Regions from separate parts of the Homo sapiens genome. Here region 2 is linked to region 1. The links are chromatin loops, found by intact Hi-C in ENCODE. Cell type or tissue: IMR-90. All regions are shown on one strand.

What was found. Hi-C counts contacts between places; a loop is a spot of excess contacts. Peaks named below come from ENCODE experiments on the same cell type or tissue, not always from the same donor. Only the 100,000 strongest peaks of a DNase experiment are listed, where the experiment ranks them.
Region 2: a loop joins it to region 1, with 7 times the contacts of the local background. A loop is called at or near these places in 86 of 110 quality-filtered maps.

The regions. Positions count from the first base shown.
Region 1 is chr18:59,458,578-59,461,077 of GRCh38, forward strand. The region is part of intron 5 of CCBE1 (collagen and calcium binding EGF domains 1); the gene reads right to left. Among named protein-coding and RNA genes, the nearest start is that of LMAN1, 100 kb to the left of the region's middle. In IMR-90, a CTCF peak has its summit at 985 (motif pointing right); a DNase peak (open chromatin) is centred at 1,004; H3K27ac peaks cover 897 bases.
Region 2 is chr18:59,822,748-59,825,247 of GRCh38, forward strand. It overlaps the pseudogene RPLP0P12. Among named protein-coding and RNA genes, the nearest start is that of PMAIP1, 76 kb to the right of the region's middle. In IMR-90, a CTCF peak has its summit at 1,069; a DNase peak (open chromatin) is centred at 1,054.

The sequences.
Region 1 (2,500 bases):
TTTGTAGATGACAGTGAGATCCAGAGAGAGACAGTAACTTGCCTTAGGTCTTTCAGATTGCTGTGCGAAGAGACCACGAACTCAACTGGGTCCCAGCTGGCCGTTTTGGAGGAGTGGGTGCACGCAGTGAGCCTGCTATTGGGAATTCTGTTGAGAACACCTGAGAGCTATCTGTCGGCCAGGCTCCAGGGCAGAAGCTCTGCGGAGTGACCTGTTACATGCAAATTCCTGGGCTGTTTTCTGTTCCTTTGTGGAACTGTCAGAACACAGTGAACCAAGATTAACATTATCCAGAAGACTTGAAGCTCCTCTGACGCAGAAGTACACAGCATGGTAGTAAGGAGAGTAGGCGCTGGTGGAGTTACATGATCAGAACTTGAATACTGATGCTGCTAACTAGTACCTTTTAAATTGGACAAGTCATGGTTTCTGTGAATGCCCATTCTTTGAACGGTAAAAAGGTAACAGCACCTATCACTTGGAGCTGCTACGAGGAGCCAGTGATAAGATATGTAGGTTCCCAGAACAGTGCCCAGCTTATGTTAAGAGCTCTATTCACAGTACTCATTTTTATGTTATTTATTGTCGGTATTACTATGATTCAGTTCTCTACAAAATCAGATATGTGGGGTTGGGACCTTACATCACCTTTTCAATACAGCTCTCAAGGGTTTAAAGATAAACAAGGACTCATACCTTTTGTATATGTAGACCTGGAACATAAAACCTACTCTGATGACGGGTTCACATCCACCTTGTAATTTGTCTACAATAATGTCAACATGGAGCTACAAATAATCTCACATATGCTACATTAACAGTTTACTTAGAAATTGGGGTAGATGTCGCTGCATGTTTTCAATCCTCTCAACTAATGCTGTGGTCACACTTCTGGGAAAAGCCTAGGATGGTATCACTTAACATTTTTTCTTCAACTTGTTCAGATTTTAAAGGTGCAATATTATTGATTAGCCACATGGGGGCATGAAGCTCTAATTTTTCCTGAAGTTGACCAGGACGTCTATCCTAAGCATTAGAAGTTGTAATGCCTTAGATATCTTAGAAAAACCAAACAATGTTCCTGAAATATTTTATATGGGCAGTGTTAGAAATGAACAAAGCATGTTTGTGTTTAAAAGTTGATCGTGCAGATTTGTGTTCTGGCTGTAATATCCAACCCCGGAGGCACATTACAATCACCTGGAGGGCTTTTAAAATATGAATTCTGCTGCACACCACCCGTCTGGGGATGGCAAGGCAACAGTATCAGCATTTTTAAAAAAGCTCCCCAGGTAATTGCAAGGTTGAGAACCGCTGATCTATGGATTAGTGGAGCTTGAAAGTAATATGAAACACCTGGCCATCTGACACTGACCTGTAATAAGTGATGCCAGGGGTCACGGTCACGTTATCAGAAAATAAACAAAAGTTGAAAAATAAAGACTGGCAAGCTAATTACTATTGGAGCCAACATTTCCTTAATTTGTCTCCCTATTGAGGCTACAGACTCCCTGGGGTGACTAAACTGGCTCCGGCTACATATTTTCAAAGAGAAAATCAAAGTGACTGAATGTCCATTAGCCAGACAGCTTGTCTCACTGAGCCTGAAGCCAGTGGATTGCAACCTCTCAAGCCTCAGAGGCAGTCCTGGGGCCACCCTCCCTTCTCTCCTCCTGGATTCCTAACAACCAGCTGAGGTTGTGTTTGATTTCAAATTCCTCTGATTGTAACAATACAGGCATTAGATATGCAAAGTTAAAAAGGAAAACCAAGGAGGAAGAGATGATTTCAGATCACATGTGGTTATACTCAAGAATCACTCTCAATTCATAACAAAATGACCATAACGAAATATTGAGCTTACTAATTAGTCCAAAACAGATGAAAATGCTTATCAGCTTCTGATGTTCCGGAATGTGGGACTCTTTTTGGCCTGTGACATTTCTTATTGCTGAATTGAATGTTTGGATGTGTAATAATTCATCTTTTAGATATTTTGAGGAAAGTCCTCTGCTTAGAAGGTGTGGAGGCTGGGTATATTTCTTAGATGGAGGACTAAGAAATGAGGCGTGGGCCAGGAGCTGTGGCTCACGCCTGTAATCCCAGCACATTGGGAGGTCAAGGCAGGCAGATCGCCTGAGATCGGGAGTTCGAGACCAGCCTGGCCAAGATGGTGAAACCCCATCTCTACCAAAAATACAAAAAGGTTTAGCTGGGCATGGTGGCGCACGTCTGTAATCCCAGCTACTTGGGAGGCTGAGGGATGGGAATCGCTTGAACCTGGGAGGCAGAGGTTGCAGTGAGCGGATATCGCGCCACTGCACTCCAGCCTGGGTGACAGAGGGAGACTCTGTCTCAAAAATAAATAAATAAATAAATAAATAAATAAATAATAAAATAAAAATAAAAAAATGAGGTCTTCACATGGAATCACAGGGCTTGTATCACTTATGCTAAGTCATACCAAATTATGAAAAATGTCTGAAAGGGTGAAAGGGTC
Region 2 (2,500 bases), 360 kb after region 1:
GAGAAATGGGATGCCAAGGTCTTCCTTCGGGGATACAAATATTTCTTCATCACACAAATCTCTTGATCACAATGACGTGGCAGAAAGCTTGTTCTGAAGCATTGCTGTAAATTATATGAAAGCATTATTTAATGTGTTTGGCCTTATGGCTTCATCTTCCTAATTATGTTTATTTTGATAAGCATGCTAATCAGTCTGGGGTAAGAGGGTGAAGGTGGAAATTAGGATTATAGTTAAAATATGCCTGGGGCAGGAGAGCCTCTTGTGAGTAAACATCTAATCGTAATTCACATGAATTGCACATGAAGCCCATCAAGAGTTGGCACCACCTCAGATCTGAAATTGGCTCATTCTTCCTTCATCATCTTACTTTCTACCCTATCTCAGAAAAGTTATCGCTTTCCTTTTTCCAAGGGAGCATCTCTGTCCCTAACATGGCAGAAAGAAAGAAAATGTGACTGAAAAACTGATAAAAGGACTGAGGCTGGATGAGATTTTTGTCACAGAAGAGTTTTAAATGGAGTGATCCTATGGTCAAAGTGATGCGATTTTCTGTGAACAGCTGGACAAAGTGATACAAATGTGTTCCTAGCAGAAAAGCAGATTTAGATCCTCCCAAGAGCTCAGCAATGATGTATGGTGCCAATTACTGTTGTTTGCTTTTTGTTTTGGTTCATCTGTTTTTCTCTCGCTCACCCATACCCAATTCTGTCATTTACGCCAGGCTATTGTTTATGACAGTCACAGCTTTCCAAAGAACCCCCAATCCCTGCTAGTCCCCTTTCCAGCAAAACTGGAAACTCACAGGGCTTGCCCAGTTTTCCTTGCAGTTTCATGTCATGTATGTTTGGGAGCTGAGTCCCTCCTGAGGATGAGAAGAAAACAATTCTCTATGTAGTTATGTACTCTGGTATCGGCATTTATTTGGGGTTTGGGAAAGCCTCTAAAGCAATGAAGAAGGAAATCAGAAAAATCCCAGGCGTTGCATTTTGGTGGCCTTTGATCAGCTGGGAGATGGCTCAGGGCCTGCTGTCTTCTCTTTCTATTGAGCTCACAGCGCCATCTCTTGTCCTCCCAGGTAATTACAGGTGGCAATAGCTCTTGGAGCACTAAAGGATATTTCACTGGGCTCTAGAATCTTCGCACTCAGCATCAGGAGCTAGGCTATGAGAGCTATTGTCACCTGTAAACAGTATCTTTTTTTCTCTCACCAGGTGTCCTCGCAGGAGTGACATCGTCTTTAAATCCTATGTGGCAATCCCTGACGCACCGTCGTGATGCCCACGGAAGACAGGGTGACCTGGAAGTCCAACTACTTCCTTAAGATCATCCAGCTTTTGGATGGTTATCCGAAATGTTTCATGGTGGGAGCAGACAATCTGGGCTCCAAGCAGATGCAGCAGATCCTCAAGTCCCTCCGAGGGAAGGCCATGGTGCTGATGGGCAAGAAACCATGATGCTCAAGGCCATCCAAGGGCACCTGGAAAACAGCCGAGCTCTGGAGAAACTGTTGCCTCGTATCCAGGGAAATGTGGGCTTTGTGTTCACCAAGGAGGACCTCACTGAGATCAGGGACATGCTGGTAGCCAGTAAGGTGCCAGGAGCCACCTGTGCTGGTGCCATTGCCCCATGTGATGTCACTGTGCCAGGCCATCCTTGAGAAGACCTCCTTTTTTATTTTTTTGAGATGGAGTTTCCCTGTTGTTGCCCAGGCTGGAGTGCAATGGCACGATCTTGGCTTACCACAACCTCTGTCTCCCAGGTTCAAGCGATTCTCCTGCCTCAGCCTCCTGAGTAGCTGGGATTACAGGCATGTGCCACCACACCTGGATAATTTTTTTTTTTTTTTTTTGTATTTTTAGTAGAGATGGGGTTTCTCCATGTTGGTCAGGTTGGTCTCGAACTTATGACCTCAGGTGATCTGCCCGTCTCGGCATCCCAAAGTGCTGGGATTACAGGCTGAGAAGACCTCCTTTTTCCAGGCTTTAGGCATCATCACTAAAACCTTTGGGCACCACTGAAATCCTGAGTGATGTGCAGCTGATCAAGACTGGAGTCAAAGTGGGAGCCAGCGAAGCCACACTGCTGAACATGCGGAACATCTCTCCCTTCTCCTTTGGGCTGGTCATCCAGCAGGTGTTTGACAATGGCAGCATCTACAATACTGAAGTGCTTGACATCACAGAGGAAATTCTGAATCCTCACTTCCTGGAGGGTGTCCGCAACATTGCCAATGTCTGTCTGCAGATTGGTTATCCAGCTGTTGCCTCCGTACCCCATTCTACCATCAGTGGGTACAAATGAGTCCTGGCTTTGTCTGTGGAGACTGATTACACCTTCCCACTTGCTGGAAAGTTCAAGGTGTTCTTGGTTGATCCATATGCCTTTGCGGCTGCTACCCCTGTGGCCACTGCCACCACAGCTGCTCCTTCTGCTGCTGCAGCCTCAGCTAAGATTGAAGCCAAGGAAGAGTTAGAGGAATTGGATGAGGATACAGGAT